Regions from separate parts of the Homo sapiens genome. Here region 2 is linked to region 1. The links are chromatin loops, found by intact Hi-C in ENCODE. Cell type or tissue: PC-9. All regions are shown on one strand. Each heading gives the region's core, and the rest is flanking DNA. Links, peaks and the distances in the headings are about the cores only.

Region 1 (16,564 bases), core at 9,398-11,897:
GCCTCCCGAGTAACTAGGACTACAGGTGCATGCCACCAAGCCTGGCTAATTTTTGTATTTTTAGTAGAGACAGGGTTTCACCATGTTGTCAGGCTGGTTTTGAACTCCTGACCTCAACTGATCCACCCACCTCAGCCTCTCAAAGTGTTGGGAATACAGGCGTGAGCCACCGCACCATGTCGAGAAACCTGATACAGATTTTATATTCTTTTTCTTAAACAAAGTCTCCCAAATTGAATAAACTTTAAACTTTGCAAAAACCTGTATTTCCACCTATATTTCTCATTCTAAAAAAGATTTAAGGTATCTTCCAAACACAATAGTTATGATGGTTTTATTTTCAACTCCTTTATCCTCATAAATGAGAGAAAATCTGAGGTCAAGGAAAAAAGGAAGGAAAAAGTAAGAAAGGAAGGAGTGAAGGGAAGAAGGAGAGAAAGGAATCCTATCTATGGGAGGTATCTCTGTATGAGGGAATGAATTGGGCTTTGAGGTCAAACAGACAAACCTGGAGCTAAAATCTCAGAGTCATCATTTATGAGCTATGTAGCAAGTTACTTTACCTCTTGAAACCTCAGTTCTCTCACCCACAAAATGGGGATAATACCACTGACTTTGCAAGGTTATTATGAGAAATAAATTACAACATACGTAAAGCACCTTGTCAAGTGCCTGACACATATAAGGCATTTAATACAAATTTAAAATATTTTATTCTTGAATGCATAACCTAAGTTGTATCTCCTGAAATAGCCTTACTAATATGCCACCTTTAGGGTGAGTAGGAAAGAAATAATTCCAACATTTTTCCTGCTCTCTTCACAGCAAATCATGAGCAGTACAACATATGTGGGTATTTTCATTTTGTTTTCTGTCAAGACATGGGACTGTCTGTACAAGGTGCAAAAATATGTCATCTTTCATTCTGAACAAAAGCTAACGAAGTGTAGATGAACTGTCTAAAACATGGAATGGGATAGCAAATTTAGGAATCTTTAAAAAAGCTACACTGTCACAGAAAAGGGTTTTGCACTTTATGTTTGTTTTAATGAAAAATAATCATACATTAACTGTATTAGGGCAGTATCCAAATTATCTTTCTACTATCTCTTCACAGAGTATTTAAAAACCATCACTTTATGAGGAGGTGATTAAAGACCCTGTGGCCCCCACAATGTAGGAACAAAATATTTTAGGATGGATCTGTTAACTTTTAATTGGTAAAAACACTTATTTTCTAGATTTTTTTGATGCTTGTGATATTTGTCATTCGAATTTGTAATTTGTTGTGATTTCTAATTCAATTTCTTATTCTAATAATGTGCTTATTTCAAAGACAAAGCAACAGTTTTGATATTCATCCATTTACTGACTCCCATGTTTCAAAGGCACCAGAGCACAGTAGGTTAGAAAAATTTTAAAGTAAATGAAGGGATTAAAAATAGCTCAGAAATCAACCCAGGGTCCAGGTGTCTCTTAGGCTTGTCTGACACTTCACTGCTGTGATGCTGTGGACAAGAAGGATGGAACACCTTCAGAAGGGACCATAATAAACGGCAAGTTGCCAGCACTGACTGCATTGAAGAAAATCTGAAGGTAAAAGAGGCTTGATTGAAGAAGAAGAAAAAACAACAGTGGTTAAAGTGCCACAAAATAACCTGAAATTTCTTGGCACCCCCATTTATCAATGACTGCTATGTATATTTAGCTATTTATCGTTATACTGGAAGGGGTTAGATAACTTACAAACTATGGATTAGAAGTAGTTAAGTGGTCGATTAGGCTTAGAAAAGCTAGTCACAGGTACATAGCTCTTCACTTGAGGTCTTTGCTAGATGTAACTTTTGTTTTTTACCTTGACGGAGAATTACATGCTACTCTAATCACCAAAGGCATTTGATTCTGTCTTCTTTGGTCTTAGACTCTAGAGCAACATGCTAAGACTATGGAGTATTTACCACTAACCAAATAAAACGGGAATCCTAACTACACATCTATGCCCTCTGCCCTCTCCTTATTTCTAAAATATCTGAATTGTTCATCTCTCTATTGCCTATTATACTAGAATATCAGAGCTGGAACCTAATAAGTCATTCAGTCTTCTCTTTTATGATGCAGAAACCATTGCCACAACATCCCCTAAGGAGGGGTCACATACCCCCGCACTCTGCAGAAGATAATTCATTTCTTTACCTTTCATTTTTAGAAAGTTCATCTTTATTAGTATATCATAATCCCTCCCTGCAATTCTACCCATTGGTCATGGTTATTTCCTCCGGAACCTCCCAAATGCATACCTATCTTTCTTCATGAATTAGCCCTATGATTCTTAAGTCCAATACCTTAATCACTCAGCCATTCTGGTACTACAGCCCTAAGATTCTTACAAAACACATACACAAACACATATACAAAAGCAGTCATGTATCTTCCTCACAAAGTCTAACATCCAGGATTATTTCAAGTACTTCAGTCTCAAGATAGAATTCATTGCACCCCTACTCCCCACATTCACTAATTCCACAAACTTGTATTCAGTGCCTTCCATCTGTCAGGCACTTTGCTAGTCACCTGGGATACATCGGGAATCAAATAGCCCCCACAGAAAGATGCGAAATTGCTACTAGGATAAATACAGCAAAGGACAGTTACCAAGTGCCTTCAAAGGATGTAATGAAGCAAGGTGGAAAAGTCAGAAAAGGCTGCTCTAAAGGAGTTAATATTGAATTAAAATCTGAAGGAAGAGTAGATACTAACTGAGGGAGGATAGAAAGATGATTATTGGAACAGATGCCCTAGCCAGGAAGTAGCAGGGAAACTTGCATACATAGAAGAAGTGTGCTATAGCTAGGGTTCAGAGAACAGGGGGTGTGATGGTTAATATTGAGTGTCAACTTGATTGGATTGAAGGATGCAAAGTATTGTTCCTGGATGTGTCTATGAGGGTATTGCCAAAGGGGATTAACATTTGAGTCAGTGGACAGGGAGAGGCAGACCCACCCTCAATCTGGGTGGGCGCCATCTAATCAGCTGCCAGCACAGCTAGAATAAAGCAGGCAGAAGAAAGTGGCATGAGGAAACTGGCTGAGTCTTCCGGCCTTCATCTTTCTCCCATGCTGGATGCTTCCTGCACTGGAACATCGGACTCCAAGTTCTTCAGCTTTTGGACTCTTGGACTTAACACCAGTGATTTACCAGGGGCTCTCAGGCCTTTGGCTACAGACTGAAGGCTGCACAGTCAGCTTCCCTACTTTTGAGGTTTTGAGACTCAGACTGACTTCCTTGATCCTCAGCTTGCAAACGGCCTATTGTGGGATTTCACCTTGTGATCGTGTGACTCATGTGAGTCAATTCTCCTAATAAACTCCCCATCATATATGCAAATATCCTCTAGTTCTGTCCCTTTAGAGAACCCTAACTAACACAGAGGGGCAAGGTCAACATGCAGCAGGGAGAGAATCAGAGCTGGACCATACAAACCCCTCCACATTAGGGAGCTTTGTCTGTATCCAAAAAGCAAATGGAAGCCAGTGAAAGATCATAAGCATGGGGCTAGGTGGTAGTGTTCAGAAGACCTCTCTGACTGTAGTGTGGATTACTGGGAGACCAATGAGGAAGGTATTACAGTATTTCAGGCAAGAAGTAATGACGGTCTTTGGGCTAGGGTGGTGAAAGAGGGAAGTAGACCAACCGGTTTGGGAGTTTTTTAGGGGTAGAATTGAATGGAGTTGGTGATAGATTAAATATTGACTAAGGGAGCAGAAAGCACCAAAGATGAACCTAGGCCTCTGCCTAAATATCAGGATGGTGATATTTTCTTAGATAGTGAAGACATATTTGGGAGAGAGAAAGACCATGAGGGTGGTTGCTGACAACTAGAAAGCCATTTATCTTTATGCAAGCTATCAATGATAACTCTCAGGCATCTTGTAGATAATGTGAAAAACCATTGGTAGCTTTTTATTTTTTGGTAAATACATAGCTCATTTAAAAAATTTCTCCCTTCAGATAGAGGAAAAGGTTGTCATTACCATAATAAAATAGTTCCACTTTTAATGTCACATTTAATAATCAGAAATATTAAAGTTCAACTTCATGTTGTCACAATTTAACTGTCAATGTTACCTATATATAATTATACAAATTCCTCCACAGGAGTGGCATAGACTCTCTGTCCTCTATCTTAACCCATTTGTGCCCAAAGTTACAATTTTTTGAATTTTTGCAATCAGACCTTGGCGATGGCCTTGAGCAGTAGGATGTAAATAACTCCCACATGCTTATTGTTCCAATAATGGAACACTAGGTATAAATGAGATAACATTTATTAAGTTCTACAAGGAAAATCTTTTCCTCCTGTTTGTGAAGGACTGAAATTTTTTCTACTCAAGCACAAGCACAGGGGGCAAGGTCAACATGCAGCAGGGAGAGAATCAGAGCTGGACCACACAAACCCCTCCACATTAGGGAGCTTTGTCTGTATCCAAAAAGCAAATGGAAGCCAATGAAAGATCATAAGCATGGGGCTAAGGGGACATGGAGAAGCACTTTTAGTTTCCCCTCAAATATCATTTGAACTGACAATGGATAGCATTTCATGACTTTTCAAAAAGACTTTTTACAATGAATAGCTTTGGTATACACTCAAGATATAACCAACTTACTGACTTTATGGAGCTAAAAACATTTCTTAAATCAAGTTGTAGTGAAACGTCTATCATTTTACCTAGAGAATCAGAGCCTACATCAGCAACCTCAAATCCTTATTTAGCCTTGGAAATCTCAATATAGTTTTCTTTGGAATGGGGAGTTCTTAATTTTTATAGTATCATTCAGAGTAAGTATGAGAGCCAAAATGCAGAAATAAGTTTCTAAAATTCAAATTAAATTCAAATATTTATTTAACAGTGCAACTTTGAGGTTAGCATTCATTAAGAAACAGAGCAGCAAAGAAAAAAAATTCCAGTGATCCCGTTCCAACTAGAAACATTTTCTTAAGCCATTGAAAGGAAACTTTAGAACAGCTTCCAAAACAAAATTTGATTCTACTCTGTAATTAAAATGTAGCTACAGTACATGCCCCCTGGGCCCAAAGACCACTCTCCTCATTTTAAGCAGATTCACTGTTAAACAGGCAAGACTTGTCAGATCAGCCCTTGAATGGTATTTCTCAATCAGGAAAAAAAAAATCTCTGTTCAAGAGAGCGAGACATTGGTACAGGTCATCCCAAATTCTTGTAGATTAAATTAGCTGGCCTGTGTTTTCTGACTCCTTCTCGGCTTTCCTCCTGCAGGGACACATAGAAGTGGGGATTCAGACTGGCGAGGCTGCTGAAGGGCAGTGTAAGTTGAGGGACAAGGCAAAAAAGAGCAGGCTCTGCTCTGCCTCAGTCTCTCATCAAAACGTCTTATTTGTTATTGACAAGTTGACAAGTTGACCCTCAGGCATCACCTATTCTCTGGACCCATCCTGTAGAGTTTTTTTCTCATATGGCCTTTTTCTACATCTCTGCTTAGGGGTTCACTATACATAACAGAATGAGAGTCAAGCGAACCAAATTCTAATCCCAGCACTGACACAGATGAGCCATGCGAGCTTGGGCAAATCTCTTAGTTTGTGACACTAGTTTCACGTCTGTAAAATAAATTCCTCTACATGATTTCCCCTAGATCTCAACAGCCTCTGCTTACTAAGGATAATAACCCTATTTTCACCATCTCTTACCCTCACCTGCATAAAAACACCTCAGCCCCGTGAACCCTCCAACCCCACGGCTTCTCTAATACTTACAAAGTCCCCTTTTTCCATTCAATTACATTAATTTATCATCTATGTGCCAGATTTATGCTTAGCACTGGGACTAAACTAGCAAACAAAATAATATCATATTCCCCGCATTGAGCTAAAATAAGATTTTCATTTAAAGCAGAAAATTCTGACTGCTACAGGAGACACAGATTGTAGGATAACCAGAGTGAACATGGAGACACGAATTGGAAAACTATTGCAATAGTTCAAGTAAGAAAAGATGGTTGGCAGGATTAGAAGGGTGAAGATGGAGAATTCAATAACTATTTTAGAAGTCTTACTAAAGGATTAGGAAGGGGACGTAAGGGGGAGAAAGGGAAAAAGAGAGGTGCCAAGGTGACTCCCAGGTTTCTGGTTTGAGCTTTTGTGTTGATTGATGGAAAAACCTGGGGAGGAGCATGTTTGGAGCTTGTGGAATTCTCTTTGGACACATTCAGTCTGCAACATTCACAAGACATTCAGATGGAGATATCAAGTAGATGATTGGATGCAAGGCTGAAGTGCTCTGGGTATAAACATTTGGGAGTTTTCAGCAAATAGGTGTTTGAAACCATGGGAATAGAAGAACTCACCCAAGGAGAGAGAGTAGACTGTCCCACATGAGCTGACAAACTGTCTTCTCATTGTTTGGTGCTAGCACCCATATGTAGCCCAGGGGTGCTGGCCCCTAAGAGCAGTACTCCCCAGGGGTTCATGAGGTATTTGGTTCTTGGCAGGCATCTCCAGGCTAAAGCTAGACTATAGTCAGCCCAGAAGTGGAGCAAATTCTCCCTTCCACACTCAGTGTCCCGCTTGATCACCTGAGCCACAGATCAGGCTGCTGAGTCTCTAGTACTTAGGGGAACATTGCCTGCAAGTCTCACTCATTCCTTATAAACTAGACACCAACATCTGAGCCAGGTGCTGGATGTTGCCCTCAGACCAAAATAAAATAACCGAAACCAAACACCCTTATGCGTGCGTTCAGCACACCTACTCAAACTCATCTGAGACTCCATTTAGGCTCAGGCTGCCCAACGTTCACCACCACCACTGTTACTACCACACCATTTGAATAATTCTGAGAGAAAGGTTAACAAATTTTCCCAACCTTCAGCATCTTCATCTCATTAATGCTGTTAATCTTCTACATATGTGGGGATTTGGCTTTGTGAAACACTTGCTGCAAGAGAATCTAGGGAAGCAAAGGATGAAATATTTGTTCTCAATTTGATAAATAACCTACCAACCTATTGATGGCTGTATCACAGGAATAACACTACCACCACCAGAAAAAGCTACCAAACAAATCAACCCTCATGTCAAATCTTCTTGTCTGTATGACACCAAGTGCGAGAAGAGCACTAGGAGAAGTTTTAAACAATAAAGCATATGTGAACAAGGTGAGTGTAACAATGATCATAATTTGGACCACAGAAAAGGGGTATGGGGAACTTCTAGGCCTAGTAAAAACAACAAAGGAGGTCTGTGTCACAGTCAATCCAGTGTGTACCCTCTGCCTGTTGTGTGGGTCACCTTTACACCAGTATCTGCCAGGCTCCAGTATGCCTCAGGGAACAAAGAACAAGATAACATCCAGTGTCATGTGTGCATGGGTGCACGAATATCGACATGAAATCACATGATTTACTACATAGAATGTAGTAAGGGCTGTGTCTGAAGCAAACAAAATATCTTGGAAAAGGAAGACTTCATTCTTCCCAGCAGCACTGGAGAAAGCTTTTCACTGAGCCCATTTAATCCAAGTATTGAAGGATGTACAGGAGACCTCCAGGAGGGCAAGTTGTAAGTAAAGGAGAGAATTCTAGGCTAGAGGGGGGAGTTCATTTAAATGTGCAAAAGTAAAGAAGCAGATGGTGTTCTGTTATAATATTCCCCAAGTATGTGGAAGTCAACATGGTTGGTACTTAGCAGCGCTAAGTGAGGTGGGAGAAGATTTTAAGTGGCATGCAGACACTACATTCAATAACACTGAATCATTTTGGATTGAAAAACATTATCTACCTTTTAATTCCTTTCCATCCTCACCCAGGAAACTTTCTCAGTTGGCTCCTAGGATGCTCTAACCTTTCTCTTAAAAGCTAATCTTCCTTATTAACAAATGAGCAGGTTTCAGGCTTGGAGGTTTTACAGGCAATAGTATCTACCTAGAATTTAATACTGTTTTGCTTTTATTAATTATTTTTACTTACGGCTAATGACAATGGTTTTCCATTTACAGTCATGATATGAACTTTTTTTCTAAATAAACTCTAATAATGTGATTTAAGTACAAATACAGAAAAATATTGAGGAATTAATCATACAGATGTGGTAAACAGTAAAAATTATGACAGTGCTATGTGAATATAGGAAATTTTAGAAATCTCTCAAGGAGAAAAGTTAGCAGGGTGATATTTTGCTATTACTAGATTGTTCAGGGATCAAGCGTGGTAAAATGAATAAAATTTAAAGCCATGAGATAGAAATTCACATCTTCCTCTGGTACTTTCTAGCTGCATGGGCAAGGGCTCTTAAGGGCTCTAAGTCTCAATCCCTTCACTTTTATATCAAGGATTAGTTATACAAGAATGTAAGGATTAGAGGCAACAAATATGCAGGTCATAAGATTGTAGACATTATTAACCTCCTTTATAACTTCCCAACAAGCTTTCAAGGTTAGTTATGATGAACTCTGACCTAATTTCTCTAATTCTGTGAGACATTAGGTCTGCAGAGCTGTAGTTGGCTTTAAAAAGAAATCAAATATATTATTTCTCTTAATTATTCAATTCACTTATATAAGAATTTAAGAACTCAGCATAATACTCACTCCCAGCTGTTCCTAGGTTGTCCCAAATGGTTGTACACTGGGGAAGGGACTACCCACCCTGTCCAAGTCAGAGGTTTTATGTTAAATTCTAATGGTCTTCTGAATGCATTTTGTAATACTTCTTCAATAAACTAAAAACAAAGAACCATAGAACTACACAAGCAATATAGCCACATCTCTGAAAACTTACAATACTGAGAAAAAAAAAATCACTCAATTCACATTCCACAGTTGTGTTCCCATCCTTTCAGCCACCTCTCTTCCTTCCATAATAAATGAGGCCTGAAGAAGCCCGTGAACATTAAAAGATTGGCAAACAAAAACTTATACAGCCCTACCACTTGGTTCTCTAGCTTTCTACATCAAAAGCAAGTGCAGGCTGAAACTTGGAAACCAAAAGTTGGTCTTTTAATGGTGACACCTTGCCTAAGTAAGATAAACTGGACCAGCCTAGCTCCCTTAGTGAACAGAGTCTGTTTGAATTTCTGGCCCTTGTAAAATTATTAAAGCAGGGCATACAAGCAGTTTCCTCTCAAACAGTAGCAATGATTTTTATTTTCCAAATTATGCATTGCCTTTTTGGGAAACCTGTCATGAGAGGATTTTCTGTCTGCTAAACCTATCTTGCATTTCCTGGAAGTGTTTTATTAAGTGGGTCATCTCATATCACAAAGGAGAAAAAAATACAGGACACTGGTGATATCTCCTGCATAGTTTTGCAGTTCTAGTTACAAGCACAATGCACAAGCAATTTATGACTGCTGGGTCTTTGGTATGGCTATACATTTGTCCTTCACATTTGTATACCACCGCCACACTTCTTCCTAAATGAATCACTAGATTTAAATGGATCAGATATTGCTACTTCTTCTAACAATTTGGTAAAATTCATAAAAATCATTTTTAGAAATGTCTTTTTTGGAGATCAAAGAAATGGAATGATATAAATCTCACACCATAAAAATGACTGCATGATTTTAAATGAGATGTGATCAGACATTTTAACAGTTTTAAAAATGCTTATATTCCCAAGTGATAGTGTCTCCTGCTGGAAATCATAGCTTTTGATTGGCTAAAAAGACTGAATATGGCAGTGCTCTACCTCCTACCTTTTACACACACAAAAATGACCAACTGCTTCTGAATGATCTTTATAGCTTGTTAATGATCTGTTTAAGGTTATTATAGTTTATAAAATGTTTTTTGTTTTGCAAATTCTGGCTATGTAAACATAACCATAAATACAAGAAGACAAGTGTACTTCTAGGGTCTGATACTTTCTTTGTTGAGATATTAATAGTGTCAAATTTTGTATCTGAGGCATTGGAAAATGATCAAAGAATTCAAAATTTAACTTTGATAGAGTAGCTCTTTAGAAGAAAGAAAGCATGTGGCTTCATTACAGAACTCCGCTTAATCTCAGGATCTGAATGTTCCAAGTTTAAATAAATTCTCACAAGCCTGCTTGCTTTCTGATTGCCAAGTCTGAACAGCCACAAGCAGGATCTGACCTGTACCTATAAACATGTAAACCAGCACAAATGAAATCACTAAGCGACGTAAAAGCAACAAGGAACAAGCACCCGTTCATTTTAAAGATAATATAAACAAAATGATACCTGTTCTTCGGCTCTTTGGTTTCTCAGCGTCGATAAATATCTCCTAATTGCATGGAGAGGATATTTTTTGAAATAAGAGAATCTAGATGGAGGCAACAGACTATCCATAGTGAGGAAAGCAAGAGGGTCCTTGTCTGCACCTCCTTGTCAGCAACCATATGAAATTAGAAACTTAGCAATTCCTCAGATGCCTAAAGATTTGTTTGTAGCTCGACAACTTCCCTCCTACAAACAAAGCAAATGTTCTCCTTGCTGTTTCCTCTTTTGGGTAGAGTTCCTGGTGAAACCAGACAGCCAAGTATGAACACTGTCTAGAAGCGTCCAGAAATGCAATGCCCAAAGGGCAATAGGAATTCAGGGGCTGGTCCACAGAATGCAAATTGCTTAGTGGTAGTGATGCGACTGTCCTATTTCTAGCAACAGTGTTCTGTTGCAAGCTATGTTAATATTAGCTAGCTGGTGACTTTCCATACCCACAGACTCTCGTGAGGCTTAATTTTAATTCTTCTGACACTTTTTCTAGTTCTTAAACAGGGCATGAGATGTGGTTTTCCCAGTTTCCTTCTAGATTTCTTATCATCATGCGCACACACAGACACACAGCTCAGTTGCGGTCTGAGCTGGAAAGTGTTGATTCATTCAGTCTTGAGAAGACTGTTATAGGGGACTTCCAAAAAAATTTAACAAATTACCTCACTCTTCATTGTTATCAAGGAGCTCGTTGTCAGCACTGAAAACGTTTGGCTTGCACTGTGATGCATTATGCAACATGCCCAGTAACCAGATACTTTACATTAATTGAACAATAGCTGCAAACAGATTCTGTTCTGAGTTAAAAGCCTTCTCTCCTTGAATCCTTATCTCAAATCCACAGGCTGAATTCAGAAACATTAACTTTCCCTAGGCTTTTAAAAACTATGAATGTAAGTGAGAGAAAATGTTTTATGTTTACTTTCTAACTCTTATTAAAAAAAAGATTCATGCTTAAAAAAAAAAGAACAAAAGAAAAATAATGCCAAGAGGTCTGTGGTCTTAGAGGACATGAAATCATAAAATTTGAAAGTTCAATATTTTCTTAATACTTTATAGAGATCACAGGGTTTTTCTAAACTAGGGCCCCAAATAGACATTACTATTTTATTATCCTTTTAAACTTTACAGTAGCTGGTTCCTTTGATGGAAACATTTGGTCACTTCTGTGAGGGGCTGTCATGTAGAAAACAGACTGGACATCAACAAAAATTATGTGACCCAGAGTTTTCTTTAAGGGTGAAAGCAAGCCCTGGTTTTTCCCTCTTCCTAGAGAGCACTGCAAGTTGCGGGGAAGAGGAGGTAGGCAGAGCTGGGGAAATTACATTGCAGCCTTAGTTGTCCCCCTGGACAGCCTCCCTGACACTCCTGGATGGGTCACCTGCCTTCAGGGAACACACTTGATGGCCTAAACCTGGTTGTGCTGCAAGCAGCCCAGGCCATCTGTCAGGTTGGCATTGGGCCCACTAGCAAGGTGATCTTCCAGACTCACCAGGACCAGCCTGGCAATTCCAAGAAGTCATTTACATATTGCTACTGGAGCTGGCTCCTAGGAGGAGGCCCTGCCCTTCTGTCACCTCTCCAGGTGCACCATGCTACATGCATACAGAGGCTCTGCACGTCCTTCTCTGTATGCTGGAGACAGCTGACTCTAATGAGGGCAAGAGAGAAGCAGTGTGCTTGTGAAACACCTGAATGCTAAGGGCACAGTGCTGCATGCTCCCTGCCAGTTCATGACCCAGAAAAACAAGAAGTATAGAAAGCCAGATACCCTGGGCCAACTTGAAGCCCTGGAAAGAGAGGCAGCCCTAGGGATTGTGGGGGCAGGGAAATGTGTCGTTCATACGAACCCTTGAGATCCACTAACTGCCCTTTTGCTTCTCTTTTTAAAAATATCAGAACCTTCAGAGATGCCTCTTTATTGTGGGCAGAAGCCAGCAGCCTGCTAAACACCCACAGCATGACTGGTGATCCAATCTTTTCCCAACAGACGAACACAAAGCAGACTTCATTTCCACAGTTGTTTCAGGATCACTTTTTCTGGGGCTGAGGTGAGTGATGAAAAGAAATGGGGAGGGAGAAATGCAGCATCCCCAAACAAAAACTGTTCTATTAGATTAAGCACAAAAAAGAAAAATGGGTGAAACAAATTCAATTAAAATTCCTTTAGGAATTTAATTGATAACGAATATAAATCGTATCTAATACTAATTGGGCCCTTTGGCCAGGTGATGTGCTAAAGTCTTTACATGTATTATCACATGTAATCCTACAGTAACATATGGGTAAACTAAAGCTCAGAGAAGGTAACAATTTGCTGAGGTCGCACAGCTGCAAAAACAGAGGCGAAGGGGATTCTAACCAGGTAAACCTGACTCCAGTATCTGTATCCAACCTGTATACTGCAGAACCACTTAACCCACTCCCAGAAATGAATTCTCAAGGACCTATTAACTTGAAGAAGGAAAGACATGGTGTTACCTTGTTAAAGAGGAATACAGGCCAGGCATGGTGGCTCACACTGGTAATCCCAGCATTTTGGGAGGCCAAGGCGGGCAGATCACTTGAGGTCAGGAGTTTGAGACCAGCCTGGCCAACATGGTGAAACCTCGTCTCTACTAAAAATACAAAAACTTAGCTGAGTGTGGTGGTGCGTGCCTGTAATCCCAGCTACTTGGGAGACTAAGGCAAGAGAATCACTTGAACCTGGGAGGCGGAGGCTGCAGTGAGCCCAGATCGTGCCACTGCACTCCATCCTGGGCAACAGAGCAAGACTCTGTCTCCAAAAAAAAAAAAGAGAGAGAAATACAAATACAGATGGCTAGGAATTTGCAGACTACGATTGGAGAGCAAGTACGTCTTCTCAAACAATCATACAACCTCCTGTCCTGAATTCTCTATAAATAATGTTCATATCATTACCTACCTCTTAAAGATTCCTTTATGAAATGATTCTGGTGATGCTAAAAAGAAGCTGTATTTGTAGATACAGATATTCTGCTTCCCAATTTTTGAAAACTACTACAATCTCAGTTTCTGTTTGACATAGGTTTCAATGGTCCGTCTATATTTAATAAAATATGAATGTGGGAATTTATGCACCCTGTTTCTCAGGTGGTAGGCATAGTCTCCTTAAGTTTACAGTATGGACATCTCTGCCATCACAGCTTGGAGAAGTGCCCTTTTTTTTTTTTTTTTTTTTTTAAGGCGTGCCATTTTTTATTGCCCCTGTGGCTCAGGTGCCTTGATGAAAGACAGCTGACCAGAGTCCTGGTGGCTACAATCTATATCTGCAAGGACTGAAGGGCCCAGTGTTTCTTCCACAAGTATATGAGGTATATTTTGCCCTCTGCAAAGTAGCACAATAAAGAGTGGAAGCAGGCCGGGCACGGTGGCTCACGCCTGTAATCCCAGCACTTTGGGAGGCCAAGGAAGGCAGATCATGAGGTCAGGAGTTCAAGACCAGCCTGGCCAAGATGGTGAAACCCTGTCTCTACTAAAAATAGTAAAATTAGCTGGGCGTGGTGGTGTGTGCCTGTAATCCCAGCTACTCAGGAGGCTGAGGTAGGAGAATCACTTGAACCTGGGAGGCAGAGGTTGCAGCGAGCCGAGATCACGCCATTGCACTCCAGCCTGGGTGACAGAGCAAGACTCTGTCTCAAAAAGAAAAAGAAAAAAAAAAAGAGTGGAAGCAGTTATCTGTTATTTTGCAGAACTCACTCCCACCCCTCGTCCTCGATAGAAAAATAACTAACAGAAACCATGAATCCAGGAAAGTCATAGGTTAAGGCTGTAATCCCACAATGAAAGGATATTTGTGTGTTCTCTGTGCTTTCTAATAATAATCTGCTTTTTTGCAAATGGCTTAAAGTATGGGGAATCCCAAATTCTTCACTTGAAAAGCAACATAATGAGGCAAAGCCAACACCAGGAAAAATAGTGGTAAGGGAGTGAGCAGAAAGATATTTTACAGTTTATTCTTTTTCAAATGTTAAAGAAGATAGGATGAAAATGTAGGTTTGTGAAGTCATCTAGCACTGTGCATTGCACACAGTAGGTGTTAAGTTAACATATACCAATGCATATTCATTGAAAGAGAATGACAAAGAAGAAAGAATTGGATCCAAGGGTTAAATACAGGTTGAGAAACATGAAACAAGAATTGAGAAACAGTGTCTCCAGGATACCTTTGAATTGATGAGATTTTCAAATTGCATCAGGACAAAAATGAAAAGCCCGCTAATCTCCTCCTTCCAATCAGTGCTAAGAGTTCCCATCAGGAAAATGACTCCATTCTCTGGGAATTAATCCAGCCTGGATACAGAGTGAAGGGCCGGCAGTTAGGATGATGGAGAAGCTGCTAGCTCAGAAAACAGAAATCATTTATTATTATGAATTCTACTGAGAAATCACTCTCATCCCACTAGATCTGTAGATACTGGTCCAGTCTTACACTCCCCTAAGGACAGCATCAAATACAATCAAGAGAGGAATGGGAGGCATTTAATATTGCTCATCAGGGCAAGTTTATGCAGCACCAGATTCCACCTTATTGCATGATTAAAGCACTTCTGCTACTTCACAGTACATTTTCTTAGTGCCCTCACCACATAGGGAATAATTATCCTACATCTGCAGATGGTGTATTTTTACTTTCCCAAAATTCACTTTCAAAAATCCCTCTATATTCCCATTACAACCATCATTCAGCAACTTTGATGTTTCTAATTGCTCTATAAACTGTGCAACTTTTATGCCTTTTGCTCTTCGGTTTCAAGTATTAATTTCTCAAATTTAACAATATTTCCACGCTCATGAGACACTTGTCCTCCACTGAAGAAAAAAAGACATTTTCTGCATAGTTTAGGCCAAACTTGAACATACATTTGAATCATCTGGAGGGCTTGTTAAAGCACAGGTGGCTGGGCCCCACCCTCAGACTTTCTAATTCTGTAGGTCTTGCGGGAGGAGCAGAGATTTTGCTTTTTTAACAACTTCTCCAGTGATGCTGATGCTGCTGGGAACCTCACTTTGAGAGCCACTGGTTTGGGAGCTATCAGGTAGGGACATGGCTGTAGAGGGATTTCCCAGGTGGAGTTTGAAAGATAGATGCCCTGTTTGCTAAAGCACTTTGAGAGCTTCCAGCAGGCCCACAATTTAAAACACACTTCCCCAGTAGGGGTGGTTTTCCTCAGGCCAATGCCCATCTCTTTTTTTGCAGCCACTTTCCCATAAGGAAATTCCTGCATATCAGTCTTCACATGGGCCTCTCATCAGGTGATATCTTGACTTGATATCTGACTGCTCCCACATTCTCTCTCACTCATTTTCTCTTGTCAAGGTACAGTGGTGCTATTAGTAGCCTTAGTTCAGGGAAATCAACTCTTGCTTTAGGCCCAGGACCAAAAAATAGAGCCAGCTCTACCCAATGCCCCCTCTTCTCCCTCTTCTGCCACTAGCTTCTCATCCTTTTCAAGTTGGGATGGAGGGATCCTAAACCTGAAACAGGGAACCCCCTTACCACCAAGAATCTCCCAAATCACATCCTTTCTCAAACCCATCGCCAAGTACAACCTGCTCATCTTTGTCTCCAACATGCCCATGGTTTGGGATGAATCCTCTAACTCTATCTTCTTTCATCCAGTCTTGAGAATTCCCACTCAGGATGGAATTGCAAATTATTCCTTTAACAGAAACATTCAAATCTCCCAGCAAACTTACTGTTTTTGATGGATTTGGGGCAGGTCTTTGAAGCTGTGTTGCCTTCTTCTCCCCATCAGTCATGATTTGCTCCTCTGGGAGGCCTAGCACCAACCCAGAAGAAGAGGAAAGAGGCTTTTCCTTTTAAGGAAAATGGGGTAATTTCAAATTGGTGGGCATGCTACTGATAATTCTATATGAAAACTAAAAATATGGTTTTACTATAATGCTTCTCAATCTTTCATGTGCATATGAATTACCTGGAAGGTCTGGGATGGAGCCCCAGATTCTGCATTTCTAACAAGTTCTAGGATGATGTTGATGTTCTGTTTCCGTGTACCTTACTTTAATTAGCAAGAGTCCAGTACCTGTTTTGGAATGCAAAATCAACACTCTCTCAGAGGCTTAGTTTAAACTCCAATTTTAATTGCGTGAGTTTCTTCCATTAATACTCATGACAGTTTGCTATTTTTAAATTCATTTGTTTACTCTTTTTTTTTTTTGGTCTCCTCTACTGGAACATAAGCTCCATGAGGGCAGGAATCTTGTTCATCTCAGTCACCATTTTGTCCCCAACACTTAGCACAGATGGTA
Region 2 (16,564 bases), core at 6,647-9,146, 58 kb after region 1:
ATAGTTGAGTAGCCCTACAATAAAATCAAGAACAAAACAGAAAGAAGTTTAGAAATTATAACTGATAATTTTCAGAACTACAAAGGTAAAAGTCTTAACATTCTCTCATCAAATGGCTTTAAGTAAATTTCCTAACTTCACTTAGTCTGTCTCTTTACATGAAAATATGAATAACAGTACTTACAGGTTATTGTGATAATACAGTGAATATTGTATGTAAAATTGCCTGGCCTGGTTCCTATCACAGGTGTATTTAATAACAATTTTTTTCTTTTATTTTCTTTTTTTAAACAAACTGTAGAAATATTCCTTTTAATGGCTTCTCTACAGTTTGTAGCCATAAGGCAGGAACTATTTCTACTACTTTGACTATCTTTTATTTTCTTTTTCTTTATTAAAAATATTTTTTATTTCAATAGTTTTTGAGGTACAAGTGATTTTTGATTACATGGATGAATTGCATACTGGTGAAGTCTGAGATTTTAGTGCACCCATCATCCAAGTAATATACATTACACCCAATGTGAAGTGTTTGTTTTGTTTTTGTTTTTGTTTTTGAAACGGAGTCTCGCTCTGTCAACCAGGCTGGAGTGCAGTGCCGCGATCTCAGCTCACTGCAAGCTCCACCTCCCGGGTTCAAGCAATTCTCCTGCCTCAGCCTCCCGAGTAGCTGGGACTACAGGCGTCCACCACCAAGCCCGGCTAATTTTTTGTATTTTTAGTAGAGATGGGGTTTCACTTTGTTAGCCAGGATGGTCTCGATCTCCTGACCTCGTGATCTGCCCGCCATGGCCTGCAAAAGTGCTGGGATTACAGGCGTGAGCCACAACCAATATGAAGTTTTTATAGCTCACCCCACCTCCCACCATCCTCCTTCTGAGTCTCTGAAGTCCATTACACTACTCTGTATGCCTTTGAATACCCATAGCTTAGCTCCCACTTATAAATGAGAACATATGGTATTTAGTTTTCCATTCCTGAGTTACTTCACTTACAATAGTGGCCTCCAGTTCTATCCAAGTTGCTGCAAAAGACATTATTTTATTCTTTTTTATGGCTGAGTAGTATCCCATGGTGTATATATAGCACATTTTCTTTATCCACTCATTGGTCAATGGGCATTTAAGTTGATTTCATATCTTTACAATTATGAATTGTGCTGCAATAAACATACATATGCGGGTGTCTTTTTGATATAATGAGTTCGTTTCCTTTGGATAGATAACCAGTAGTGGGATTGCTGGATAGAATGGTAGATTTACTTTTAGTTCTTTAAAAAATGTTCATATTGTTTTCCATAGACGTTGTGCTAATTTACATTCCCACCAACAGTGTATAAGCATTCCACTTTAACCACATCCACACTAAGATCTACTGTCTTTTGAGTTTTATTTCATGACCATTATTGCAGGGGTAAGGTGGTATCTCATTGTGGTTTCAATTTTCATTTCCCTGATGATTAGCAATGTTGAGCATGTTTTCATATGTTTGTTGATCATTTGTATAACTTCTTTTGAGAAATGTCTGTTCATGTAATTTGCCCACTTTTGATGGAATTTTTTTACTTGCTGATTTGTTTGAGTTCCTTGTATATTCTGGATATTAGTCCTTTGTGAGATGCATAGTTTGCAAATACTTTCTTCCATTCTGTGGATTATTCATTTACTCTGATGATTATTTCTTTTGCAGTACAGAAGCATTTTAGTTTAACTAGGTCCCATTTATTTATTTTTGTTTTTGTTGCATTTGCTTTCAGGGTCTTAGTCATGAATTTTTTTGCCTAGATCAATGTCCAGAAAAGTTTTTCCTAGGATGTCTTCTAGAATTTTTATGGTTTCAGAGCTTAGATTTAAATCTTTGAGCCATCTTGAGTTGATTTTTGTATAAGGTGGAGAGATAGAGATCCTGTTTCATTCTTCTATATGTGGCTAGCCAGTTTTTGCAGCACCACTTATTAAATAGGGTTTCCCTTCCCCAATTTATATTTTTTTAATGCTTTGTCAAAGATCAGTTGGTTGTAGGTATTTGGCTTTATTTCTGGGTTCTCTATTCTGTTCTATTGGTCTATGTGTCTAGTTTTATACTGGTATCATGCTGTTTTCGTAACTATACTCTTGTAGAATAATTTAAAGTCTGGTAATGTGATGCCTCCATATTTATTCGTTTTGCTTAGGATTGATTTGGCTATTCAGGCTCTTTTTTGGTTCCATATAAATTTTAGGATTTTTTTTCTAATTCTGTGAAAAATGATGTTGGTATTTTGAGAAGAATTGAATCTGCAGACTGCTTTGGGCAGCATTGTCATTTTCATGATATTGATTCTTCCAATCTATGAGCATGAGATGTGTTTCCATTTGTTTGTGTCATGTATGATTTCCTTCAGCAGTATTTTGTAGTTATTTTTGCAGAGATCTTTCACCTCCTTGGTTACATATGTTCCTAGGTATTTTAATTATTTTTTGGCAGCTGTTGTAAAAGGAATTGAGATTGAGTTTTTGATTTGGCTCTCAGCTTGGTTGTTGTTGGTGTATAACAGTGCTACTGATTTGTGTACACTGAGTTTTTAATCTAAGACTTTACTGAAATTATTAATCAAATCTAGGAGTCTTTTGGAGGGAGTTCTTCAGGTTGAAATGAAACAATGCTAAACAGCAGTGTGAAAGCATTAAAAAGTATAAAACTCATTGGCAAAGAAGACAAAAAAGAGAATGCTTTATTACCATAACAGTAGTGGGTAAATCCATTATAATCCTACTATGGAAATTAAAAGACAAAAATATTAAAAACAACTATAACTAAAAAAGTTAATGGATATATACTATAAGAAGTTGCAAATTATGACTTCAATAGCATATAACACAGGGGGAGGAGAGGTAAAGGCAGAGTGTTCTTTCATGCAAGGGAAGTTAATTGTTATTAGCTTAAAATAGACTATCAAAGTATAAGATATTTTATATCAGGCCCTTGGTAACCACAAATAAAATAGTTATAGAAGTTCACAAAAGAAAAAGAGAAAGGAACCCAAACCTAGCAATATAAAAAAATGGCAAGAGAAAGAGGAACAAAAAAACCATGAGCCGGGTGCAGTGGCTCACGCCTGTAATCCCAGCACTTTGGTAGGCCGAGGCAGGCAGATCGCCTGAGGTCAGGAGTTCAAGACCAGCCCGGCCAACATGGTGAAACCCTGTCTCTACAAAAATACAAAAAAAATTAGCCAGGCATGATGGCTGGTGCCTGTAATACCAGCTACTCAGGGGGCTGAGGTGGGAGAATCGCTTGAAACGGGGAGGCGGAGTTTGCAGTGAACCAAGATCGCGCCATTGCACTCCAGCCTGGGCAACAGAACAAGACTCTGTCTCAAAAACAAACAAAGAAACAAACAACAACAACAACAACAACAACAAACAGAAAACAGTTATCAATATGACAATAGTAAATACTTTCTTATCAATAATTACTTTAAATGTAAATGGACTAAACCCAAAAAAGAGACACAGAATGGCCAAATAGATTAACAAAAACTGCATCCAACTGTATGCTACCTACAAAAGACTCTGTTTCAATTCGTGGACAAACAAACTGAAAATGAAGGGATAGAAAAAGATATTCCATGCAAATAGTAACCAAGAGAAAGCAGAAATGGCTATTCTTATGTCAAACAAGTAGACTTGAATTCAAAAACTGTCTCTAGAGACAAAGAAGTTCATTACATAATGATAAAGGATGAATTCAACAGGAAGATGTAATAACTGTAAATATTTGTGCACCCAACATCAGGGCACATAAGCATCTATAGCAAATATTGACAGATCTGAAAGAAGAAATTGACAGCAATGCAATAATAGAGGGAGACTTCAATATAGATAGAGCACTCATACAGAAAACTAAAAAGAAACATTAGACTTGAGCAACGGTATAGACCAAATGGACTTAGGCACATTTTAAAAATTATAGCAAAATATCTGGGAATTTGTCCAAAGAAAATATCAAAATGTAGAGAAAGTTTTATGCAGGATAAAATTCATGGCAGCTTCATTTGTAATCAGGAAAAATTGAAAATATTTTGTGCATACAATAGAGAAGTGGTTGGGTAAATTATAGAACATTATTTTAATTGAATTATCATGAAATTATTAAAAATATTCATGATGTTCACATAGCAATATGTAAAATGTTTATCAACCAATGCTAAATGAAAAAGGCAGAATACAAAATTTTATTTGTATTAAAATTTCAACAAATTTTAAGTTTTATATCCATAAAGACACAAACTGGAAACGGACATGAGAAAAGAATAGTTGAGTTGTTAGGCTAATGGAAATGTGTGTATGTTTCTTTATAAAAGGGGGACATTGTTTTGTATAATTATTATATAATAAACATTATGATTATTATAATATTTATATAATAAGTAAATATATAGTGGATCAGAAAAATAGGTTACAATGAGCAGAAAAACTTAAAAACTTTTTTTAGTAACTAAAAATGTTTCCAGAAAATAAAAATATCTGGATTGAATTAACTGAGTCTCTCCATTTATGTAATACGGGATGAAGTTTCTTTTCCTTCTAAAAGGGTACCAAGGCCAAATGTTCTTCTTGGAGTCACGTAACCCAGACAGAATCCTATTTAGTATATGTTCTGTTGGTGGTTTTAGAGAAAAGAAAATCTAAAAAGCATTTGGAAAAGAAGTGCTTTGATTGTTAGGAGTAAGACCAAGTAAAGACTGTCAGAAGTATTTGCAAATGTATGAAGAGCTGCATTCCTCATTAAGAGAGGGGAAAAGGGATGTCACCCAGAAGATAATTTTGTGCTAATGTAGGTGACAGCACTATGATGTGTCTCTCTCTTTTCCTGACCAGATTTTTCATTTTTCTTGTTCCAGTTCATTCTGACAATTATGTGCAGCCTAATTACTTTTTTTGGCTTGGCTTCAATTGAGGCCCTTTATCCCCTATTCCTCACTTAAACTCAACATTACATAATTGTTTGCATTTTTCCTTTTTAACCCCTTCCGATAACTGCTTTCATCAGTGAATTTCTACTGACTTTAAAGCAAAGGATATTCATTTTCTTATATTTTGAAAGCTAAGTAACCTTGTCTAAAATTAATCAGCAAGACTCGAAGTAGGGTTATAAAAATGTTATTAGCATATGGAAATCATTAATCATTGATATATTATAATGCATTCAACCCACACCACTTCATAAACCTGACTTTAGAGGAGAATTAAGTGATTTGTGGGACACAATTTGAATACTGAAGAAGGATAGATTGTTTTAATATTTTAACCTTGGAATAATTTTTAAGTGATAGGTTTGCAGGTGCTGGCACTTATTCTTTCCTTATATTTACATAATGTGCAGGAATATTTTTTATTCACCAATCATACTTAGCATTGCTCAAGCTAGAAGATGAGTGTTTTAGAGGCAGTTTGGCTTAACGTAAAGAGAGTAAGTTTTGGAATCAGAGAATACTGGGTTCTAATCCAATCTCTGCTATGGCATGCTTTAGGACAAGTTACTTAACCTCTTTGGTCTTGTTTTCTCATCTTAAAAATGTGAGTACTATCTCATTACATTGTAAGGAACATTAAATTAGCTAAAGTATGAAAACCACATAGACTCTGTCAGCACAGAGTACTCAGTTAATGGTAGCTATAGCAAGTATAGGACTCCACTGAGATTGTTACTCTGCTTTAACAACACATTCTAAGACACTAAAGAGCACCCAAAGAAGATAAGTACGTATCCTGAAGTAGAAAAACAGGTCGTTCTCAAGCAAGTTTTAAGAAATAAAAGGAATTCGAATTATTTGAAATAGACGTATGACAATTGAAGGCATGACCTAATAGACCTCTTCAAATACATGAGGAGGTGTTATGAAGACAAATAGGAATTCATACCATTTCAGTTGTATTCTGGATAAAGGAAAAATGAATTAAATCTCAATGAGGGGTTTATGCTCAACAAAATGGTCACTATTTTAACTGTGAAATCTTAGACCCAATTCTAGGAGAGATTGCAGAATTTCCTGAATGGACATGGGTAGTTGCCTATACAATGTCCATTTCCTCTTCCCCACCCCCAACCCCCCCCCCCTTTTTTTTTTTTTGAGACAGGTTCTCACTTTGCCACTCAGGCTGGAATGCAGTGGAGCGATCTTGGGTCACTGCAGCCTCAATCTCCTGGGCTCAAGAGTTCCTGCTGCCTCAGACCCCAAGTAGCTGGGACTACAGGCGTGTGCCACCATGCCCGGCTCCTTTTTTGTATTTTTTGGTAGAGACGGGGTTTCATCATGTCGCCCAGGCTGGTCTCCTGCTGAGCTCAAGCGATCCACCTGCCTTGGCCACCCAAAATTCTGGGATTACACGCGTGAGCCACTGTGCTCAGCCTTCCCTTTTTAATAGTACCCAGAATCTTCTATGCTTATCTATCCCTCCTTCAAATAGCCCAAAATTGTTTGGGAGGGAATCTCACTCTTTCCCTCATTCCAGGGGTGGATCCCAATTTCCTTATGTTAATGAACATATCCACCACGCAGGTGGTCGTGGGATTTAAGATGCCCAATCAAACTAAATTTCAAGACTCTTATTTAAATCGCTGGGAAATACATTCTCTTTCTTCAGAGTGGTTGGTGTAATATTCAGAGGTGAAGCCTGGAACTGTGGCAATCATTTCAGGATAATGAGGGAAGTTGGCCTAAAGGAGGAAGAGTAGAGAAACAAGAAGAAATTAGGACCTTGATGACATTGCAGAGTTTACCAGGCAAACCAACTGCAGCCCACTTGATCTTTGAATTTCCTGAGATATAAGCCCAAGTTTTTTCTAATGTTCAAGTTTATTTTCTCTTCTTGCAAGAGGGAGTCCTAATGGACATACAGAGGTCCTCCCTTCTGAAGTTTTGCCACATTTTCAAGTATGTTTGTGTTCTCCACAAAATGGGCTAAGAACATTCTCAGGGGTAGTGGTTATGAGTTGTGTTTATTTTAGATCTCCTACCACACCTAATGGCATGCCCTTTGTGCAGTAAACCCTCCAGAAATGTTTGTTTACTGAGGATCATGGCTGGCTGGCCCATTGTCAGATCATATTGTATCTATGATTCTCAGCAAGTGCACAGATTGGTTTATTGGTTATCTTCAAATCCTTTTCCCATGCGAGGCTGCCACTGTCATTATCTTTCAGACTGGGAAAATGGTTTCAGCAAATGAGTTTGCTACCTTTCATTTAGCTCTATGCCACTCCTGCGTTAGCCAGAACCTAGACTGTCTGGAAAAAAATAAGAGGTTTTAGGGGAATTCTACTAAAACCATCACAGCAGTCATAGCTCATTTTTAGGAGGTGCTAAATATCTATGGAAATAAAACTTGCAACTCCCAGAACTCTTAGAAAATTAATATTTTAATTCAACTTTGTGCATGGCTTGCTAGTGTAATATCACATATAATGGAAAAACTGAACCATTAGCTAATCTTCAAATAGTTTGTGATGTTAGCATTTAAACTACATCTATGGTAGGAAAAATTATGTATGATATAAATGTGATTAGCATAGTTTATCACATGCCATGGACTTCCAAAATCAGTGTTAGGTGAGTATCAAATCCTACTGTGTGTGATTCTACAATATCCTCCTATTCCTAGGTACTTGAGGATCCCTCTCATTGTTACATTTCTTCTACCCTGTCTTCTTATGAAGCTAAAGCCATGGCTTCCTTTTTCTTTTCCCAGATAAAAGCTTTTGACCAAAAGCTTTTGTAATTAATTTATGCATATATGTAATAATAATTTAGCGAAATCTTTGCCTCTCTGAATCTACTTTGGCATGACAAAAGCTATCTCCATCATTTCCTGTTTAAAAAGGCACACATTTTAAATCACGATTCCATCCTTGGCCCAATTCAGAGGTATATCTACTTTCAGGTGAAAGATTATGGAACTCAGGACAGGTTACAGAAAATGTCCTGGTTTGTATGACTCATGGTATTAATAGGATTGAAGTTCTTTGTGTTTGCACAAAACAAAAAACAAGGGCTGACAAAGTGCAGCCTTATTGCCAAGTTCCTGACCTTTTAAAGACTTGTAAAGATTGGGATATGTTCTCAGCATAGTGAAGATTCAAGGCCACTGAGAAAAACAAAACTATAAAATTCTGACAGTGACTTTTCCTCACAGTGTCTGCAATCCCTTTCCAAAGCTACCTGACAGCCTTCGGTATACTATAATGATTATTAAGGATTTTTTTCCTTTCTCCCCATTTGTAATAGCCTGTCTGGTTTCCTAGCCATATAGTCCCTTCCCTCATACCAGTCACAGGCTCTACTCTAAATAACAGGTAACACTTATTTAATGTATACCATATGAACCTCCCTCCTAGCTACTACATGTATTAATGCTATTTTCCTAACAATCCTATGAAGAAGATACTATTCTTATCCCCAATTTAGAGATGGAGAAATTGATACACAGAAAAGTTAAGTAGTTTGTCCAAGGCTATATAGCTAGCAAGTGGTGGGACCAGGATTTGAATCCAGGCAGATGAACTCTAGGAGTCTATACTATTAACCACTGTGCTCCACAGTCTTACAGCTGACTTCAGGTTCTAAGATCAAACTGACAAGCAAATAAGAAAAATTTAAGGCCAGATCAGCATCCTGTTGGCCTGCAGCTCAGACTTGATCTGCTTTGCCTTAGACCTCAGTTTTCATGATTGGGTATGTATTTCAACATCACCTCTTGCTCTCTCAAAGCATAGTTCCTGCACAAGATAGGTTTTTTTTTTTTTTTTTTTTTTTTGGAACTTATGTATGGGAAAGAATTCCCACAACCTGATGTTGGAGCTCCTGATCCTAGCTTGCTAAGCAATCTTTGCTTCCTTATCAGCTTGCAGACTCTGCAGCTTGCTATAGCCTGTTGCCTACTACCAAACCTCTCCATTCCTGACTTGGCCCAGTCTTTGGCCAGTTTATTAGCTGTCTACCTCTCTTAAGGCTGGCAGACAGCTCTCTGGATTTCCTTCATGTCTGTCAGGACAGCCCTAACACCTGGCTTGCCCAATGAGTGCATATTGTTTATGGTTTTTGTTACCCTCAAAACTGACCCAACCAGCCTCAGTTCTGACCCTTCCTTTTTTTGTCATTTCCCACTTATCTTCTTAGTGGGCTCTTCATCTGACTCCACCAAACTTTCCTCCCTCTACCTTTCCACCTTTCTTATGGAGCACATCATTTTCTGCCTCCTCTCTATTTTACTTATTTTTTTAAATCTTCATAATATCACCTTCTTTGGTTTCTCCTGGAAACATCTTATTTTCCCTTTTTTTACATTCCCTATTAATTGTTTCTATCTCAATTCTCACATACTCTTCTCCCGCTACAAACTAGATGGTTTGGAATCAGCAGTTTTCTGATCTTGAAAGAGTAGGTCTTTCACCTACGCTCTATATGCTGGAAAAACATCCACGCTTTAGACTCATGTTTCTGATTTGCAGTTTTCACAGCCTTAGTTTCCTCATCTGTGAAATAGGGACAATAATATTACTTCACAGAAACATTGTAAGGATTGCACAGGGTCATGTATTAGAAAGTACTTGAATAGTATATTACATTAAACAAATGTTAGGCATTATTAATACGAAGAATACTACAGGGCCTTTAAAATATAGAAGAATAAGTGATTTCTACTCTGCATCATAAACCAGCCCAAGAATTACAGCACTCTGTTTCTGTTCTTCAATGTTTATAGCAGATGTTGATATATAGAGCAGAAAGAACCAAATGCATTAGGAAGCTTAAGAGCTTGTAATAGCCATAGGCATTAGATATACAGGTCTCTGGAGACTCTCAACATCTTTGTCAAATTTTTCAGTACCTTTGTCAAGTTTCTTGCTTTCTTTACTGGACTGGGAATAAAAGTTTTTCTTAGATTAAATCAGACATTTTAAACTGGCAGTTTACTGGCTAAATTTGACTTTTTGATACACCTCATGTGACAGAATAGTAATCTTTTTAAAAAGATGCATGTGAATGCATTTAGGTAGTATTGTGGATCAGGTTCTCCCAGAAGATTCTCTAAGCCAAGAATTTGGGTGTGAGTGATTTATTTAAAAAGTGTTCCCAGCTGGACATGGTGGCTCATGCCTGTAATCCCAGCACGGTGGAAGGCCAAGGCAGGAGGATCACTTGAGCCTGGCAGGTTGAGACTGCAGTGAGCTGGGATCACGCCACTGCACTCCAGTCTGCACTCCAGCTCCAGTGAGCTGTGATCACACCACTGCACTCACACCACGGCACTCTAGAGCAAGACCCTGCCTTAAAAACAAAAATAAATAAAGTGCTCCCAAGAGAAACTGATAAGGGAGTTGGGAAACATGATAAGGAAGGGGAGAAGCCCAGTAAGGGTGTGATTCCAGGTGAAGTTACAGACTAAAACAAATGATATCTCAGTTTATTGTTCCTAGTGTTAAAGGAGTTGAGCTTTTATATACCCTCCTCCCCTGCAGGAAGAGGAGACAGCATAATCACCAAGTTCTTCCCTCGTCCTTATCAGTGATTAACTTTAGGGCCCAAGAGCAAGCCTCTGAAGGCCACACGGGTGAAGTATTAGCAGCAAAGCATGTAAGAAGTGGGGGAAGGGCACGCAGCTGGTGAAAGAGATCTGTAGGTTCCAGCTGGGACACCAACAAGGTCCACTACAAATGGGGTACATGCTATTTAATGTGCCACAGTCCTACCACTTCCAGTTCCCACTCCTGGCCAGCTGCAGCGCCAGGGTTTCTATAATGGAGGGATTGGCATGACACTGTGGCTGGAAGTGGAAGGCTATCATGAGGCTGTGCTTACTTAGCACTTTATACAAGATGAGAAAACATCAATTGTCCATACCTGAGATTGGAGAATATATTGGGGATTAGGGGAGTTTGTGTTAAATTCCTCCCTCCCCAAGCCCAGTTTTGTTTTCACCCCAACATTTAGCCATTTCATTATTTGGCCTGGCTCCTATATGCATTTTCATGTGGTGACTGCATAACTCGTGTGATAGGAGATTAACACGATGATAGAATGTTAGACTGAAGAGACTTAGATTATTTGAACCTCTCCCTTAACTTTACAGATTATGAAAGGAGGTTCCCAGATGTTGTGACTCTCATAAGGTCACAGCGCTAGTGGTGGGAGAGACTGTGTAGCACCTATGTCTCCTGACTCCCATGGGGTTGCTTAGTCTAGGGCTCAGCTTCATTCAGTCCTTCTACACGTGGGTTATGACGAGGCTGACTCCTCAGAGAGACTGAGTTAGATAAATTTATTAAATTGTAGGGCTCAATATAAATGTTTAAGTGTGGTTATGATCTCAAAAAGAAATATCTTGTCCAGCCAAAACTGATGAGCTTTGAGGGGCGGCAGCTACAGGTTATTGCACAGAAAATGGAGGGCATTAAACTTAATTCTCTGTATGATGCTTCTAATATCTCCTAAATGTGTTTTATATCCTCAACGTTTCCCACAAACTCATTGGTAAAGGCCTCACTTGATTTTAGTTCACTGGAGCTGATGACTGAGGTAGCTAAGGAAATTGGCTTATACTTCACACTTTAAAAACATAAGTGATCCCATACCATAACTTTTTGAACTGTCCCAAGCATCAGTTTGCTGAGGATACATCATTTTAGAAACATGGAAATGTCAATGAAATGAGTTAATGCCTAAACTAACATTTAGTACCATGCTTGGTGATATGGTTTGGATTTGTGTCCTCATCCAAATCTCATGTCAAATTGTAATCCCCAGTGTTGGAGGAGGGGCCTGGTGAGAGGTGATTAAATCAGGGGAGCAGATTTCTCCCTTGCTGTTTTCATGATAGTGAGTTCTCACGAGATCTGGTTGTTTAAAGGTGTGTGGCACTTTCCCCCGTTTCCTCCTGCTCTGGCCATGTAAGATGTGCCTCCTTTCCCTTTGCCTCTGCCATGATTTAAGTTTCCTGAGGCCTCCCTAGCCATGCTTCCTGTACAGCCTGCAGAACCATGAGCCAATTAAACTCCTTTTCTTTATAAATTACCCCATCTCAGGTAGTTCTTTATGGTAATGTGAGAACGGACTAATACACTTGGCATAAAGAAAGCAGTTGATAAAGTTTTTAAACAACAAAAATTACATAAAGGGCTAAGGGCTTCTGACTTAGGTTGGAGGAATATCTTGGGATGCTTTTCATTGTAATATTTTCCAACATCTACATGGGAAGCAAGAAACTTGGCCTGGTTGCTTGTTGAAACAATTCTCGAGAGGAGACCCAGGGAGTTCAGGCTGACTGTTGAGCATTGTTAGAACTTGAACAAAGGAGACTGGTGACTAACTCAAGGACAAATTTGTGGGTTGAAATATGAGGATTCAGGCTGACTGACAGGCTGAAGCTGGATACTGGGTAGGAGTAGAGAGAACCTGGAAAGACATTGCAGAGGATCAGAGAAAGAAAGGCAGAGTAGAAATTGGAGACAGAGGCTCAGATGTTTCATAGCCTGGCCTGGCCTGGAGAGGGTTAACAGCAGCAGGCTCTGGCCTGAATGATTGAGGATCATGCACTTTGACAGTCTGGAGGTCAAGTACTGCAAGGTTGCAAACCGCAGCTGCAAACCGCAAGGTTGTTCTGGGCAGCTAACAATTAGCCTGGTGTGAAAAGCCCTCTCATTTATCTTTCTTCATGGTTGACATCTGATGGAGTCATTCAATTCACGTCAAACTCTTTGACAAATGATGTTGGATATGATTTATTTGGCTCTTAAACAGTGTAAGTGCAATTCAGATATATGGTCTCCCTCCCTTCACCTATCAGAAGACAGTATCTTCTTAGCTACCACGACAAACAGAAGATTCTATACTACCAGAGCTGTGCCCCAGCATCCTGGGTCTTTATGTTTCCATCTCTCCCCTAGCCACCCTCCTTCTCCTGCGGGTGTTTCTGTGGTTTAGTACACAGAATAGGCTGAGCCAATATGAGAACGAGATGGTTCAAGCCTCACTTTTTTTCCCTCACTGACCACTCAATTGCCCTAAGACCATCATACCAGGCCAAGCAGGTAGACACAAATTTTATTTATGGGAGGGTTAAGCAATTTTAGCATAAGTTTATAAAGAAGGCCAAGAGTTGATTTCTCCTTCCCCTGGATGCAGGGTTATGGGAAGGAATGACATCTTTTTTGCAACTCTGTATCAGGTATAGACAGACCACTTCCTTTTAATAGGCTTATTATACCAAGCACAGACATGCCTCCCAAGCATTATCTTAATAGGCTGGGAGGGAAAAAAAAACCCATTCTGAGGAAGAAAAAATTTATTCAATTAGCATAGAGTCTTATCCCAGGCCCTTGGAGTCGATGAGCCCCCATTGATTATGTGGAAATACGCTTGATTTCTGTTCTGCTCTCTTCACATACCTACCAAAATAAAAAGAAGCTGTATTAGTCTTTAATGACCTATTTCTTTTTTTATAGCATAAAGGACTCTGGTTTGGGTTAAATTCTTTCAGTTCAACAGTAGGGAGCTATTTTAACTTTTCTTTACATCTGCAATACCCTAAGTGCAAAAAATGTTTCATAAATGTTACTTATGATGATAATAAGTAAGGGAGACTGATTTAGGTCTTTTTTGGTTTTGATTCCTCTCATTTCTCCACTGCCAGTCTCCTTCTAGAGAGCATTGGCTCTGGATTAAATCGCAAAATAGATCAAGATTTCCAAAGTCATCTTTGCTCTCTATTCTTGCTGCTTTCCCCCATCAGTGGCAGAGGGGCCTCATTTCTCAGCCCCTGATGGTCCTATTCCTTTTCAATAAAAACCACTCTTGCTTATCTATACTGGAGTAGAATTAATAAAAGCTTAAAGAGTTACCCTTTCCAAGCCTATGGTTAGAACAGAGGTTACCAGCTATTAATAACATTCCTACTGAAGCAGACAGACAGATGACTTACATGGGGAAATTGGGTGGATGAGCCAGAGAGGAGAGCTCATCATTGTCTAGTGATGAGCTGCTACTCAGCTCTAGCTGACTGTGACAATGAGGAATGCTGGCCCAGTATTGCCAAGTATTTTCCAGGTTTTCAAAAAAGCCAGAAAGCTTGATTTTAGGGGATATCTTCCAATTTTCCAGTGAGTTAAATAGATAACTTAGAATACAAGTGAGCAATCCCACTCCTAAATATCTACCCAAGAGAAAGGGGTTATGTCCATAAAAACATGTGTAAGAATCCCCATAGCAGCTTTATTTATAAAAGCCAAAAAATGAGAAACAAGCCAACTGTCCCTTATTTAATGTTGGCTCCCTAAATTATCACTCAAACTACCTGTTGATAAAGACAAAGCTGAATCGAGAACTATCCTGACAGAGTCTCTGTAGTGTGACAGAGTCTCTGTAGTGTGACAGAGTCTCTGCAGTGTCTCAGAGTGGTAAGGACCAAGTCAGGATATTTATTGATAGCTTGAAGTGCTTTAAGGTGGGTCTTTCAGTGTAAGAGAGTAGGTCTTGGTTAGGAGCAGAAAAGAATATGATAATTAGGATTGATGGACACAGCAAGGCAAGGTAAAGGGTTTAAAGCAACTAAAGGTGTAAATTATTGTTTGTTGATTTCTATTGAAGAGTTTCAAGAATTTCCTGGAATGAATAATAAAGTGGTTTGTGACTTTTATCTTCCTAGACAAGAGTTTCTTAAAATAGTAAAATGATCCTGATGATGCCAGTGAAATAGTAGAGTCATGCTAAGGTAGGTAGTCAACTGTATAAATGTAGATGGTTTGGGTTCTCATCTTCAATAAGAGAATGAATACATTCTGGCATATTTATAAAATTGAATACTACATACTACTCAACAACAAAAAATTAACAAACTATTCCTATACACAGTAACATGGATGACTCTTATAGGGATGATGATGAGTGAAAGAAGCCAGATGCAGAAGAGAAAACAGTGTGATATGTTCAAGAACATATATAAAGTGTCAAGAACAGGCAAAACTAATCTATAGAGATAGAAGTCAGAATAGTGGTTACCTCTGAGGAGGTAGGGCAGGTGGTAGGTGTGGTATTACTTGGGAAGTGGCACAAGGGAACTTTACAGTGTTGAAAATATTCTATAACTGAGTGGTGATTACATGGATATACATATGGTGATTGAGAAATCATTGAGCCCTATACCTAAGATTAGTATACTTTATGCACTTTCATATATGTCTCACCTCAATTAAAAACATATATACACACAAAATACCACCAAGCTGCAAGAACATACTCAAATAACAAGATTTCCATTACACTCATTAAAACAGCTGTCCATGTTGGGGGTGAAGAGAAAATAGAAGTGAGCTATGGGAAAAAAAATATTATGAAAACAAACATATAAGAAATGGAACCCCATCTCTACTAAAAATACAAAAATTAGCTGGGTGTGGTGGCACATGCCTGTAATCCAGCTACTCAGCAGGCTGAGGCAGGAGAATCGCTTTGAACCTGGGAGGCGGAGGTTGCAGTGAGCCAAGACCACACGACTGCACTCCAGCCTGGGTGACAGAGCAAGATTCCACTTCAAAAAAAAAGAGAAAGGACTTTTTCAGAATCAAAGGTGGCAATGCATCCTAAATTATAAATAGTTAATGATTCATTCAACTCTCTCCTTTTGAGATCTAAAATAATGCATACTTAAAAGATTTTTTAAAAGGTAAAACCAACTATAAAATGTACATGTGTCAAATATTTTGATTAACTCATTAATCAGTATGAACCAGTTACGATGCTACAGTGGGAACCAGTAAGATGCTACGACCAGTTCAAAAGACATTTAAAGAGCAGAAACTTACACAAGGGAATAAAAAATTATGAAATAAATTTCTAAACAGGTGCAAAAAAGATTTAAACAGATCTACCTATCTATATCATCTATCAATCATCTATATGTAATAATCAATTGCATTTCACTAAACACAATGAATTTGTATGTCTCTCGACAAGAATCACTTATATTATTTGTTTTGTATAACTAGCAGAACTATTTTTAAAAGCAGCTCAGACAGTGAAAAGAAGTGATAACCTGGATGGGTGAGCTAGAGTGAAAAAAAAAAACCTTTAAAATTTTGTTTATTATTCTTTTTCTGAATACACACATACACACAAATTTAAAACTGGGCAGTCTGAGAAAAAACACAGACACAGGCCTATTTTAGCTCAGGAACCTCAAAATTTCAAGCACTGTTTTGGAATTTTAAAAGTTGAGGGTGCAAAAGAGCCTCAGAGTTCATCTATTTTAAAAAGGCCTCAAACTACAGGAATGGCACTTTCTTATAGCTGCTTGGCCACCAGTCAGCAAGAGGGATACATTTTAAGAGACAGCCCGGTCTTTGAAATGTTCAGAAATTACCCCACCTCAGCCACCCCTCTTTTTGCTGGTATGCCTAACCCTGATTCTGAAATCTGGTCTCATTGTATAATATAGAAGAATCTCATATGATAGATCATTGTCTGGACTTCTGATAAAATATCAGGATGTCTTTTTCATAGTCATCTAACTTGCTAGGTTTCTGTTTC

Evidence for each region. Hi-C counts contacts between places; a loop is a spot of excess contacts. Peaks named below come from ENCODE experiments on the same cell type or tissue, not always from the same donor. Only the 100,000 strongest peaks of a DNase experiment are listed, where the experiment ranks them.
Region 2: it touches region 1 in a loop (2.1-fold over the local background); 4 of 110 quality-filtered maps call a loop at or near these places.

Annotation. Positions count from the first base shown.
Region 1 is chr3:130,844,605-130,861,168 of GRCh38, reverse strand. LOC107986023 (a long non-coding RNA gene) reads left to right here. Exons shown (of 3, transcript XR_001740492.2): 2 at 12,170-12,321. It overlaps LOC105374108 (a long non-coding RNA gene), which reads right to left and starts at 16,334. Exons shown (of 3, transcript XR_924486.3): 1 at 16,231-16,334; 2 at 15,992-16,111; 3 at 14,499-14,584. It also overlaps a transcript of ATP2C1 not described here. RefSeq lists an enhancer at 10,908-10,987. In PC-9, for the core only: no CTCF peak of the experiment used is centred there; DNase peaks (open chromatin) are centred at 10,558 and 10,888; H3K4me3 peaks cover 1,739 bases; H3K27ac peaks cover 1,928 bases.
Region 2 is chr3:130,783,932-130,800,495 of GRCh38, reverse strand. All of the region lies in intron 2 of LOC107986023 (a long non-coding RNA gene), which reads left to right. Among named protein-coding and RNA genes, the nearest start is that of PIK3R4, 45 kb to the right of the region's middle. In PC-9, for the core only: no CTCF peak of the experiment used is centred there; no DNase peak of the experiment used is centred there.